Linked DNA regions of Homo sapiens: region 1 is linked to region 2. The links are chromatin contacts, found by Hi-C or POLR2A ChIA-PET in ENCODE. All regions are on one chromosome and are shown on one strand. The core of a region is the stretch at or near the end of the contact, and the rest is flanking DNA. Distances in the headings are between cores, read along the strand shown. Region 1 overlaps LOC105379163 (a long non-coding RNA gene). Region 2 overlaps MARCHF3 (membrane associated ring-CH-type finger 3).

The links. Hi-C counts contacts between places; a loop is a spot of excess contacts on that map. ChIA-PET counts read pairs that join two places held with the same protein, here RNA polymerase II (POLR2A). Pooled maps may share reads with other maps.
Region 1: a loop to region 2 is called in a map of PC-3, with 9 times the contacts of the local background. The contact joins two enhancer-like sites. A Hi-C loop is called at or near these places in 4 of 168 maps with a recorded cell type or tissue (CD8-positive, alpha-beta T cell, PC-3, endothelial cell of umbilical vein and 1 more) and 1 of 50 pooled maps. POLR2A ChIA-PET finds 5 or more read pairs at or near these places in 4 of 52 experiments (HEK293, MCF 10A, activated B cell and 1 more).

What each region holds. Positions count from the first base shown.
Region 1 is chr5:127,036,130-127,042,610 of GRCh38, forward strand. It overlaps LOC105379163 (a long non-coding RNA gene), which reads left to right. Exons shown (of 2, transcript XR_007058920.1): 2 at 1,100-2,743. It also overlaps a transcript of C5orf63 not described here. Among named protein-coding and RNA genes, the nearest start is that of MARCHF3, 8.8 kb to the left of the region's middle. RefSeq lists an enhancer at 4,652-5,495. Within about 2 kb of position 4,787, at least 11 of the 41 ENCODE cell types and tissues checked have a DNase peak (open chromatin) inside an H3K27ac peak, as active enhancers do; they include endothelial cell of umbilical vein, where a contact is called at or near this core.
Region 2 is chr5:127,002,621-127,009,947 of GRCh38, forward strand. All of the region lies in intron 1 of MARCHF3 (membrane associated ring-CH-type finger 3), which reads right to left. Among named protein-coding and RNA genes, the nearest start is that of MARCHF3, 24 kb to the right of the region's middle. Within about 2 kb of position 1,356, at least 3 of the 41 ENCODE cell types and tissues checked have a DNase peak (open chromatin) inside an H3K27ac peak, as active enhancers do; they include endothelial cell of umbilical vein, where a contact is called at or near this core.

The sequences.
Region 1 (6,481 bases), core at 3,537-6,036, 37 kb after region 2:
GGGGAAAGGGCAGGAGAGTAGAAAGGAGCGGGTTTCCCAGGATGCTGAATGCCCAGCCAAAATACATGGATGAATCCATGAATACATGGATTTCAGCCCAAGGGCAATGGGGGTTGGACTTATCTCTGACTTCTCGTATTCACTCATTATTCTAACATGTGCTGTACCTAGTGCTAATATGTGCTTAGTCTACAGGTATTTTTCCACACATCAGCTTTTCTAACCTTCGCGTCACTCTAATGAGATACATATTATTCCTCCTTTAATGGATTAAAAAATTGATGCACTTAGAGGTTGAGACTTGCCTACGATCATGTAGCTAATAACTGACATATGTGAGATTTGAAAGTAGGATTCCTGACTTCTACATGGCGACAAATGGAAAGAACGAGTGTAGATTCTGGAGAGTGTACTCAGGATGCCCATCAATAACATGCCCCTCACCTTAGCTCAGTGTTGTTCCAGAAAAAATAACTACATAGGAGTGAAATCTTTTTTTTTTTCTTTTGAGACAGGGTCTCACTCTGTTGCCCAGGCTGGAGTGCAGTGGCATGATCTTGGCTCACTGGTTCAAGCAATTCTCCTGCCTCAGCCGCCCAAGTAGCTGGGATTACAGGCGTATGCCACCACACCTAATTTTTGTATTTTTATTTATATTTATTTATTTATTTATTTGAGATGGAGTTTTGCTCTTGTTGCCCAGGTTGGAGTGCAGTGGTGCGATCTCGGCTCACTGCAACCTCTGCTTCCCTGGTTCAAGAAATTCTCTTGCCTCAGCCTCCCAAGTAGTTGGGATTACAGGCGCCCACCACCACGCATGGCTAGTTGTTTTGTATTTTTTGTAGAGACAGGGTTTCACCATGTTGGCCGGGCTGGTCTCAAACTCCTGACCTCAAGTGATCCACCTGCCTCAGCCTCCCAAAGTGCTGGGATTGCAGGCGTGAGCCACCGTGCCTGGCCAAAATGGAACATTTTAAAATCCCAAATTTACTACACAACAGACTGTCCTTTACGACTGAAGTCATGGAGATTTGTGAATAAAATGTTGAATGTTTCTCCATGTTTGTTTATTTGCTTGTTTTTTTCTTTTGTTTTTTAGGAAGTTTGAAAGAAAGAAAAATATGCCAAGATGATTAAGTTTCACCTAAGATTTTAAAGCTCCCACCTAAAAGATGTGGAAAACAAGCACTATACCAGGATATTGTACCTTATTTCTGCCCTGTCTTAAAAACACCATGACATTTTCCTTGATTTCAAGAATACAGAAAATGAACATGGTCCTTTAAATTATGTGACTCTTTCGAAGCAAAATGACAACAAGGAAAAACCACATTTGTTTTCTGCCTCCCTTTTTCAAGAAGCTGAAAATATAGTGTAAATGAACTCTTGGTCGTGGGTCAACATCCTTACAATACCTGCCCCTCGTTCTCAGGTTAGAGATTTCTCCTCTGCCTTTTCATTCTCACCCACACCCAACTTGAAATAGGTCTCCAGGTCCCATTTTGATCACATATTCTTTCAGTCACATGCGGAACATGAGAAGGGGTTAAATGTAGCTCTGCAAGACCAGCAAAACTCATCACTAAACTGGAAAACAACTTCAGGCTTACTATCAACAGGGGGTAGTTAGCATCAGTTTAAAGACTGTGAATGTGCACAAATGTTTTCTAAGAATATTTTTCAGAAGAGTGTAATTATAGGTATAATCTCTAATTGCATTATAAATGATAAATAAGAGACGGTTAGCAAACTATATTTCAGGGCTGTTTGCTGTACTTATCTGCTGCCATCACTGGCCCTGTCTTCCTTTGTGACTGCAGACTGTGTTGTTTATTAGTCTTGGTGGTAAGGGGGAATTGCTGTACAGTACTTTTGTGTTAGGACAGGATCTTACAGATGATAATGAAGGTTGCAGGAAGGACTGTTGAAACGTTTTATTTTGGTATTTGTTTCATTTTTAAAGGCTGTGACTAGGACTTCATACCTGTCTAATAAGCATGCATGTAACATTTTTATATTTGCTGAGTGCTTCATAGTCCTCCATTAGTCCCCACAATACCCCTTGAGGGTAGGTCAGTATTACAGTTTACAATATGAGGAAATTTAAGATACAAAGGGATTATGTGATTTGTACAAGGTCACCCAGCATGCAAGCCTAGCTAATAAAATATGACTACAAAGCTCTTTCCAAATAAAAAGTACCTTATAAATGTTAGGTAGTATTAATGGGTATGATCCCAGAATGAGTAAAATACTCTTCAGGAGTAAAGTGCTCATACATGGTATATAATATTAATTCTCTCTCTTTTTTTTTTTTTTTTTTTAACCTGTGGGTGACTTTTGAAATAGTTATTCTTGAACCTGGCTATGCATCAGAAATGTCTCTAGAGTTTTTAGAACATGTGAGCACATAGACCCCTACTCAGCCGACAGAATCATAATCTGGGCAGTGGGATTTAGATAATTATGCCTTGAAAAATCTCCATGGGGGATTTGGATGCTCAGTCAGAGCTGAGAACCACTACTCTAGGCTAGAAGAGTAACATCGGTCAGGCCAAGAGCAACAACAAAACACTGTGGAGTTAATTCAGAAGAGAAAGTCTGGTGTCTTCCAGGCCTCTGTCCAGCCAGTTCACAACTATTATTAGCAGAGGAACTGCCTCCCTGAAATAATCAACTGTAATAACCATGTGTGAAATTCCCGGAAATAGTGCAGAGATTAAAGTTTATTTAAGAACCGTCAGTTTTTGAAAGTTATAATTTACTGGGTAAATTTACTGGCACACCCTTGGTTTATTACTGTGCTTAGTGTTTTTATTCTGAATACTTTGTACTTCTTCATAATCAACATGGTAAGAACCTATAATATCTGCCCATTCATCCATCTGCCAAACACTTATTGAATACTTGCTGTATGGAAATTTCAGAGTGAAAATAATGATCTTTTTCCAGAAGTTTATAATCAAGTGATAAAAACAGACACAGGCAAAACCAACCAACCAAACAAAAACCTGAAGCCACACATATGATAATAAAAAGTATAATCAAAGTGTTAGATGAGGCATTATTCATAATTGCTAAAAAGTGGAAACAGCTCAAATATCCATCAACTGATAAATGGATAAATGTGGTATACCCACACAATGAAGTATTATTATTATTCAAACAATGAAGTGGAATGTATACTGATAATGCTACAATATGGATGGATCTTAAAAACACTATGCTAAGTGAGAGAAGCCAGTCACAAACGTGGTATTCCCATACAATGAACTATTATTATTATTATTATTAAACAATGAAGTGGAATGTAGTACTGATACATGCTACAACATGGATGGATCTTAAAAACGCTATGTTAAGTGAGAGACACCAGTCACAAAGGACCACATATCGTATGATTCCATTTATATGAAATGTCTTGAATAGGCAAATCTGTAGAGACAGAAAACAGATGGTTGCCTAGGGCTGGGGATGGGGAAGGATGGAGGAAATGGGTGACTGCTAGTGGGTACAGGGTTTCTTTTTGGAGTGACGAAATGTCCTAAAATTGATTGTGGTGACAGCTGCACAACTTCGTTGACTATACTAAAAACCGTTCAATTGTACGCTTTAAATGGGTGAATTGTATGATATGCAAATTGTATCTCTAATAAAGACAATGGAAGATAGATAGATAGATAGATAGATAGATAGATAGATAGATAGAGCTGTATGAACTTGGAGGAAAGAGAGATTAATTAATTTGGATTGGAAGAAAGTCGTGGGAAATTTCCTGGAGGAAATGATATTTGAGCTGACTCAAAAAGGATGATTTTTGTAAGATGGTGTGGATGAAAGGAGGGAAGGTATGCTCAAAGAGACACTCAAAGTGAGGGTGCTTTCATGCAAGGGCAAGTTATCTGGAATAGACAAGAGTTTAAGATGCATGAAGGATACAGTAGATGGAGGCTAGATGCAGGGCTTTTACTGTCATGCTAAGTTCTGTGGTTTGGTTTTCATTTTTGTAGGCAATGGAAAGCCACGATAGGTCTGTGAGTGGATGATCAGACCTGTGATTTGGAAGGATAATTAGAAGTGGTGATGAGGTAGATAGAAGATGGCATAGGAGAGCAGTGAGTAAGGGAGGCCATTTAGGAGGCAAAGGCATTGCAATGTGTAGGTGAGAGATGAAGAAGCCTTCGACTACTGCAAAAGCCGTGAGGACTGAAACAAGGAGACAGATTTTTTTTTTTTAGTAGAGTCAGGGCACTATGTTGCCCAGGGTGGTCTTGAACTCCTGGGCTCAAGCAATCCTCCCACCTCAATCCTCCCACCTCAAAGCAATCCTCCCGCCTCCCAAAGTGTTAGGATTACAGGTGTGAGCCACTGCGCCCGACCAAGGAGGCAGATTTAAGAAATGGTTAAGAAGTAGAATCATTAAACTCACGTACCCCCTGATGGCCCTGGGGGAGTAGGTGGAAAAGCATACAAATTGGACAGCACACTATCTGAAACCACGTAAGGGCATGGGTCCTTTTTTGACAAATTATTTTGAATGAAAAAACTTTTGTTGAAATAATGTCCAGCAAGCAAATTGTAGCTCTTTACATCTGTTAACAAGGGTTTGATTACAGACATTCTTCAATTTTTTAACAAAGGAATGTATATTGTGAATCAAAGGTGGATTGAAGACAGAAATGCAATCCAATCATTCTGTGAGCACTTTCCAATCAGACCTCCCCTTGTTGAAGATGAAGCAGTCGTCATTTATGGACTATTCCGAATGACTAAGTATTTACCTCTTGCTCAGATAGCTTCCCTAGAAACACTTCCTTTGGTGTGAGCAACTTGGATTTACTGCCAGGGCAACACCTCCCATCCAACGCCCACACTGCCTCTTGGCTGGGTCCTCACCAGCAGGTGTTCATAAGCAGTATTTTGTTTTGCTTCTATTAAGAGTGTAGGCTTTGAAAAGCATCGTCTGAACGTATCACCCATTATACTTTCACTTACAAGTGTTCTTATGGGGAGATCTGAAACCTTGGCGTCTCAAGGATCAGGAAGACAAAGACTGCCTTTTCTCATGCAAGGCCACACCTATGTTTTCCATTAGAAGGAGGGGCAGGCAAATCCTGGGCAAGGTCAAAATATAAAGTCTCTCCCAGTGCATGGCGGTGCACTCCCTGGGGATCTGTTAAAACCTCTTTTGTGTGTTTTGGAAGGTGTTACGGTGAAACTGCCTGCTGCTAGCTGAGTTTGAGAACAGTGACCCTGACAAGTGCCTTACAGGAGTTTATCAAGTGGAGAACACCATTTAGAACACCACTCACTGAGATGCAGCTCTTATCTGTGCCTGTCAGTGAACAATGTTCAATCGCAGATCACAGTTGTTAGCAGAGCTAATTACAGCAGTCTCAGGTGAGAAGAATCCCAGCAACTGCCTCTAAGGGACTTCCATCACAGGGGCTTCGCAGGTAAGCAACGAAAATAGCCCCTTGGGGGATCTATAAACAACAGTTCTCTGCAACTCTGAACATGGACTCATCCACAGTTGGTGAGAGATCATGTTCAAAAGAGAACCACCAAAGGGAGAAGGAGGAAAGGGATGCTTAAAGCCAGGAAGGGAAATGTTCTGGATTAAATAAGAGCAGAACTGGGTATTTATTATTCCTTGGGCTGTCTGACTCACTGCATAACCTTATAAAGTCATTTCCTCTTTCTGGGACTCACTGTTCTCATCTCAAAAATAAGGATAGTAATACCTGCCCTATTTATATCACGGGATTGCTGACAGAATAAAATAAAATAAAATATGTATTTTTAAAAATAAAAGCTGGGGAAAACTAGAAAATACAGCTTTAGGTAGAGTAACTGATTCCCTTTGTCTTATTTCACATTTTACTTATAAATGATGGAAGGGAACAACAACAAATATTGGTGCTATTACAGAATCCTAGATTTCAGTTTCTCATGCCTCCAGTTTTTTGTGGTTTGCACATCTTCAGATTTGCCTCTCCCTCCCCAATTTGTTCTCAGCATCAGTTCTGGGGTAAACTCAGGCTCCAGTTTGAGGAGGAGAGGAAGATCCCAAGAATCTGAAGAGGCCAAGCCCCTGTATTTTTTTAGTCTCTTGTCTTTGTGTCTCCTGCTGCAGCCCACGTCTTGAGGGCCTCCTCCCAAGTCCTGAAGGTGAATCCTGCCTGTGGGATACCTGGTTTGCTGGGGACGTTGGCCCTGAATGAGAATTTCTAATGTCAAATTGGGACTTAAGAAGATATCTCTAGAACAGAACCAAAAAGAATCTGTAACAACGTGCCCTAAACATGTCTTAGGCTGGGTCTGTAACTACATTCTTGTTCCTGCTGAAAATCGCAGCATCCTTCTAACCAAGCAAGGCACGTCCACTTATCTGATGGTGCTGTCAGTGACAGAAAGGGATCATATTATGGATTTGGCAGGGAGGAAAAATATTTATTTCCAAATTTTGAAGATTTATCTT
Region 2 (7,327 bases), core at 106-2,605:
TTCCAGTGCTGTATTGGCACTAAGTTCACCACATCAGAGGAAAAACTGTCAACAAGCCATTTTCCAGAGCCTGGACAACTTTGTCCTCTGGTGAAACAATATCACTGCAGAACGTTCAGAAAGTGGATGGCCATTAGCATCCCTTTGACATGTTTAACGTACCCAGATTCCAACCCCTTCTTGGAACATTTTTCAGGGCGGGTGAGCCCCCTTTCTACAAACACAGCTCCTTTCATAAATCAGACAATATTGAGGAGTTAAGACGAAATGAATTTCTACCGGGCCAAAACTTAGCTGTTACTACAATAGTGTACGCTGGCAGGAAACTGCCTGGAGGGAGCAATCGATAACCAGAGTGGAGAGGACAGGAAAGCAACAATCACAAGTCCCAGTGGACTAAGCAACTGGGGGACAGAGATTCTGTCATTTATCTCATTAGCCCCAGATCCTAGCAGGTGCCCAGCATTCACAAAACACTTGTTGAACTGACAGTTGAAAGAAAGAAAAAAGAAAAAAAAAAAAGCTCAGAGGTGGAAGCTTGGTAAGTGCGGTGTGAAACTAGAAAAATAAGGCTTTTGGCCGGGCGCGGTGGCTCACGCTTGTAATCCCAGCACTTTGGGAGGCCGAGGCGGGCGGAACACGAGGTCAGGAGATCAAGACCACAGTGAAAACCCGTCTCTACTAAAAATACAAAAAATTAGCCGGGCGTGGTGGTGGGCGCCTGTAGTCCCAGCTACTCGGAGAGGCTGAGGCAGGAGAAAGGCGTGAACCCGGGAGGCGGAGCTTGCAGTGAGCCGAGATCGCGCCACTGCACTCCAGCCTGGGCGACAGAGCGAGACTCCGTCTCAAAGGCCGGCGCGGTGGCTCACGCCTGTAATCCCAGCACTTTGGGAGGCCGAAGCGGGCGGATCACGAGGTCAGGAGATGGAGACCATCCTGTCTAACACGGTGAAACCCCGTCTCTACTAAAAATACAAAAATTAGCCGGGCACGGTTGCAGGCGCCTGTAATCCCAGCTACTCGGGAGGCTGAGGCAAGAGAATGGCGCGAACCCGGGAGGCGGAGCTTGCAGTGAGCCGAGATCGTGCCAGAGGAGTATACAACCTTGGTAGATGAGGAGTGAAGAGAAAAACTTACAAAAAGTGGATAGTGAATTATGTGTCATGAGAGGATCCCACAAAAACGTTACATTTGTCGTACACAGTTGTGCACAAATGTAATGTGGACACATTTGCACACACATGTGCACACAAACATGGTATGTACTAATGGGGAACTGGAACTTGACAGAACAATGAAGGGTGCAGGGTTCTGGGAGGGGCCCTGTTTGTTTTGGCCCCTGCTTGCAGCATGGGGAGTGGCTGAGGGAGGCTGGGGGCAGCCAGTGAGGGCAGACACCAGCTGCAGGTGGCACACAGGGTGTGGACATGTCCTGGGCAAGGCAGCTCCAGACACCCATCTGTATGGCTCTTTCTTTGTTCCACAGGAACAAATGAGCCCTTTCACAAATTCCAAAGGAGAGCCCGTCTAGTCCTATTTCCTAATAGAAACCAAAATTTACCTGACAATCCACCTTGTTTTTATTATCTATATATAGCAATGAATGATCTGCTCCCTATAAATAGGCTGCAAAACGGGGCTGTGCCTTTAGCAAACATTAAAGTGGAAATGGCCCTGACACAGATCAATAATGCTTGCCCATTTCCGTGTGCTGCTCTGTTTATTTTTAGCCCTTACACAGAGCCTGATACTTGTAGAAAAAAACTCCGTATCACCTTCAGGAATATTACCAATTAATGACGAAGGCAGAAATAGAATTTAAATTTACTTTATTCCTATCATTTCTTTTTTATAGGAATAAATTCAGACTTGGCATGAATTTGTTCTACTACCTCATTACATAGGTTCAGCCTTTGGGGAAGGAGATCATGAAGCTTATGAAATTCCATACCTCCTTTATTATTCCCTGTTTTCTTCTATTTGCCAATTTAGCTAAGAGTTCAGGTCTTTATCCCATGGGCAAAGAAGTACATGTAAATGCACATAAACTCAAAGAGAGAACTTTGCTCAGACATAGGAAGGAGTATGACCCCTCTCTCAACTTCCTTTACATGCACATCATCACTTAGTACATGAAGGAAACAGAGCTGCAAAACCCCAGTGAAGAGTGCCTTCATTGGTGCTCTTTGGCAATATAAAAGGCATATTAGAAAAAGCAGAGGGCACGAAAGCAAGTAACTGAGACCCAATTCACTACACGAGTTGCCTTACCATCTCTGTTTTTCCCATGGAGTCCAGCACAATGCCCTCACACAGCTGGTGTCAGCTGATGCTGGAGTTAAAAAAAAAAAAAGTTTTTCCTAAACACAAATCATATTGTGATTATTTGTTGAATACTAAAGTTCCCAGTGGACTTGTAAACTCCTTGAAAGTCCAGAAAAGAGTTCCGTCCTCATGTTTGCATCCTCAGTAACTAGACCAAAGCCTGGAATGACATACATGCTCAGAAAGTCTTTTTTTTTTTTTTTTTTTTTGAGATGGAGTCTTGCTCTGTCACTCAGGCTGGAATACAGTGGCACGATCTCAGCTCACTGCAACCTCCATCACCCGGGTTCAAGCAATTCTCCTGTCTCAGCCTCCGAGTAGGTGGGATTACAGGCACCCACCACCACGCCTAGCTAATTTTTATATTTTTAGTAGAGATGGGGTTTCACCATGTTGGCCAGGCTGGTCTTGAACTCCTGGTGTCAAGTGATCCACCCGCCTTGAACTCCCAAAGTGCTGGGATTACAGGTGTGAGCCAACACACCCAGCCAGGAAGTTTTGATTGAAAGATCAGATTATGTTACCACGTGATCCTGGGTAAGTCCCACAACTCCTTAGGGCATTCACATCCTCATCCAGGGGGTTTTATCAGAGTCCATAACAACAGCCATCAATAGGCATGTGACTGCCCTCAAATTCTGGGCAAAATTTTATTTAGCAGAATGTGTGCATCATTTTTTCTGAGAAGTGAGTATATATCTTTTATTGTCTCAAAGGGGTCTGTGACTGTTCCCTGCCCCAAAAAGTTTAAAAATCTTTAGCCTAGAGTAGAAATCTTCAAAATTATTAGATCATGAATCCCAACACTAAAAAGCTTTTAAGTATGCATGTCATGTTCATGCATACTTAACATACATTTATGTACATACATGTAGATATGTACATATGTACTATATTAGGTACATTATAAAACAAACATCAACATTACAAAAGCATGAAATAAATATAAAATAAACCATACTTTAAAAGATTTTTGGCCAGGGTGGTGGCTCATGCCTGTAATCCCACCACTTTGGGAGGCCGAGGCGGGCGGATCACTTGAGGTCAGGAGTTCAAGACCAGCCTGGCCAACATGGTGAAACCCCATCTCTACTAAGAAATACAAAAATTAGCAGGGCATGGTGGCATGCACTTGTAATCCCAGCTACTCGGGATGTTGAGGTATGAGAATCACTTGAACCTGCAAGGCGGAGGTTGCAGTGAGCCGAGATCGCACCACTGGACTCCAGCCTGGGAGACACAGTGAGGCTCTGTCAAAAAAAAAAAAAAAAAAAAATTTCTTTAAATACATCTAATAGTACAAATCCTTTTTGTCTTACCAAATAATCACTATTTTTATCCAGAACAGTGTGACCGAATGTGCTTCATTATGTTTAAAAATCTCGCTTTAATTATTTGTGATATGTTAATTTTGAAGTCTAGTTCTAAGTTCAATTTATTTTACATAGCTGAGTTTTAAGGGCTGTCATTGTTTTAGGCCATAAATTCACACAGACTGTAAACATTTACAAACATTTTTTCACAATGTTCTCTTTAAAATAGTTGTTATTTTCTTTCTTATTCTTAAGATGACACCTTTATCTTGAAAGAACAAATTCATTACGTTTAGTATTTTAAAAAATGACTGCTAGGTAGCATACTACTGAAGTTGCTTATTATCACAGAAATAGTTAATGAAATATGAAACACTTTCCTTTTCATAAAGAGAAAGATGAATATAACTATCTGTAAGCTTGACAGTTCTTCATTAAGTATTTTTCAACAAGATACCAAACAAACTTCTGTGAGGTACAAAAGATTTTCATGGTCCTTTCACAATTTACTACATAGTATTATATGGCTTCTACTGTACAAGATATTAAAGGTTTGTTTTTATAAAATTAACATTAGTAACGTCCCGCAGCCTTTTGTGTACCTCTGGTTTTAACATCCGGGTTGCACTAGCTTGCTTATGAATGATGCAGTGAATGAATTTATGTCTTGTAACATTACCCTGGAATCCGTCTCAAGGAAACAGCTGCTTCTTAAGAGAAAACTACTTCTTTTTTTTTTTAAATTTTTCATAAAACATTTTCATAAAGTCTGTGAAGAGATCTCTGGTGGTGGCTCACCAAAAAGTTCTTAGTATATTTCATCAGCGAAACAAAGTAACAAGCAAGATAGATCTAACATCTTCCAAATATAAAACAAGCCTTTTGTCTCCATGATTTGATCTAATACAATACTTGTTTCTTCAACAAGATTTTGGCAACAGTTTCTATAATTCCTTCCACAGCATTTTTCTGACAAAGAAATTCATTTTACATAGATGTTATTTTCAACATATTATCTTGTCTTGCTTTAGGAGGAAGAACAAATGTTTCCTAAAGATACATGGATTTTTTTTAACTTGCATACAAGTAAAAAAAAAAAAACCTTAAAAGAGGTTTCAAAACACATATTTAATTTAGTAAAGTTTTATAAAGATTCTTATGTAAATTTAAACATTGATGAAAAATTATAGAAGTTATTCTTCATGTTTTTCTAATGGTGGTATCTTCATATTATCATTAGGAAATTTCTCAAGGCCAAGTATACACTTCATTCCAATATATTCATTCTTAATGATAGTAGGTATAAATCTATATTTCAATTAGTTATCTCTACAATTTTGAGATTTGGGGGCTAACTTATAAGATCTGATTGGATTGTTATTGTTTTTAATTCCTAATTTGGCTAACAAAGAGCTTATTTTATGATAAAGTAGCAACTCCATTTTCATATTGTTCATTTGTGCTAGCTTGCACAAATAGTGATGACATCTTCAATCACATTTTGTTTTTGTTTTTATTCTACTTTTGTCAGAATTCTTTTTAAGCTACTTGACCTTTTTGTTGCTGAGGGCTAGTATATTTAAAACTAATTAATATTCTGCAAATCAACGTTAATACATATAAATATATGGGCAATATATTATACAAATACATATATGGACACACATAAATACATGCAACATGCTACAGACATGAGGGAACCACAGCTGAGCTCGGTATGCTGAGGAAAACCTAGTCCTCCTTCAGAACACATCATGTATCTTACTTAACACATGGCCTTCTAGTCTAAAGAACAGAGGAGGTGCAAATGTCAATCCATGTATTTAATATTAGTAAAAATTTTTCTTATTCTTTGGGTATAAAAAAAATGCATTGAAGTTGTAGTATTTTCTTCCCATACCCCAGTGGTTTATCTTGCAAACTCCACTCTGGAAACCTTGGTCTAGATAATCTCTAGTGACGTTTCCAACTGAAAATGAAAAATTAATGAATGTTATGCTGGAAGGACACTGGCCCTCATTGTTTGATTGCTCGAAGAACTCCTGGATAATCCCCAAATTCATGTTTCTTTCCTAGTGGCTCCAGAGAAACCCTCCAACCAAAAGTTCACTGAGAGACGAATCAAGTGAGGTTACTGGGGTGAGTTTTCTTCTGCAGTCACTTAGAAGAGAGTCTGGGTGAATCCACTCAGAATTGGGAGAACTGGGTAACGTCAATAAGTCTGTCTCACAGCAAAATTATTCAGCACACACAAATTGCATTTGGAAGCCTTAACAGCTGCAAATGGGAGGGATACGATGGGGTCATGTGTTTTCATAGTTGTTGTTCTGGACAGCTCTGTTTTGTGTGGGAAGAAGAAATAAACTGTGTTCTATTATGTGGAAGGTAGAAGTTTTCTAAATTTAGAGTCTTTATCACCTGTTATTTGCTCTGAACATGGTTTTCCATATTTCCACCCTGAGGTGCAGGAGCTGAGGAAGTCCAGTGTATACCACTGCAATCAGTGGTAACCAAGTCATATGGCAGGCAACGGGCCAGACAACCTGGTCCAGTGACCGAACCCTATTTTAAGAGTCTGAAAGGACAGTTATAAACATTCAGGAGACGTTATCTCTTTAAAAAATTTATTTATTTATTTATTTATTTATTTATTTATTTATTTATTTATTTATTTTTAACCTTGCAGCTTCAGCTCAAAGGATGAGAGAGGAGGTGTTATTTTTATAGCAGCAGGATCTGGTTACCTATAAGCAAAATCTTTTTAAGGTACTAAGTTACAATAACATAGGTAGGTTTTCAAATAAAGGAAGACAGGACCAAAAGATGATCTCCAGAATCTGTCCAAATTTCCTCCACAAAAACTGCTTCTCTCCTGTTCTTATAAGGAATTCCCTGAGATTCCAAAGCCCAATTCCTTTCAGGGGTTAAGCATTCTCGTAACCAGAATCCTTCCCAAAACCAAGGATAATTAGCTCTTGGGAAATTAAATTGATTGCTTATGTCTATGTTTGAGAAAATGTAGGTGTACAGAATATTGATGTCATTCAGTATTTATTTCTTCAGAAAAAAGATTTGTTGACAAAAACAAGAAAAAATATCCAATCTAGGTTGTTTTTCTGTATGTTAGAGATTCCACCCATATTCTCTATTATCAGAGAGAACTTAAAATAATAAAGGATTATTTGTGTCTCATTTATAGTACCCTTTCCACTTGGCCTTTTCAAAAATGAGAAACGGCTCTTATAAATGACATTTTTATTTGTGCTACTTCTTTACATACAGGTTTATAAGCACCTGTATTGTATTTCTTATATAAAGGGACAGAGTTAACTGTGTGAATCCCAACTGGATTCCTGTTACATGTTTGCATATGGGATTTCCCCTCTTTATTTTACCATGAAACTAGATTCTCCACATTCTACCAACCCCAACCAGCCAACACTCTGCCCCCACAAAATCTTGTTTCTTCTTGTATTAAAGTATGAAACCTATTGGTGACTTTTGCTTAGAGTGTGTGATCAGACACATTTAGTTGGGCTCTTCCATGCAACACAGGTAAAGGAAACAGCCAAAATTGCAACTTAGGCAGCCAACTAGTAACCTGGTGAGTATTATCCTTACAATGAAAAGTTACCAACTGGATGCCAACTTTACATTTCCCTGCCTACAAGAAGGAATAATAAACAGAC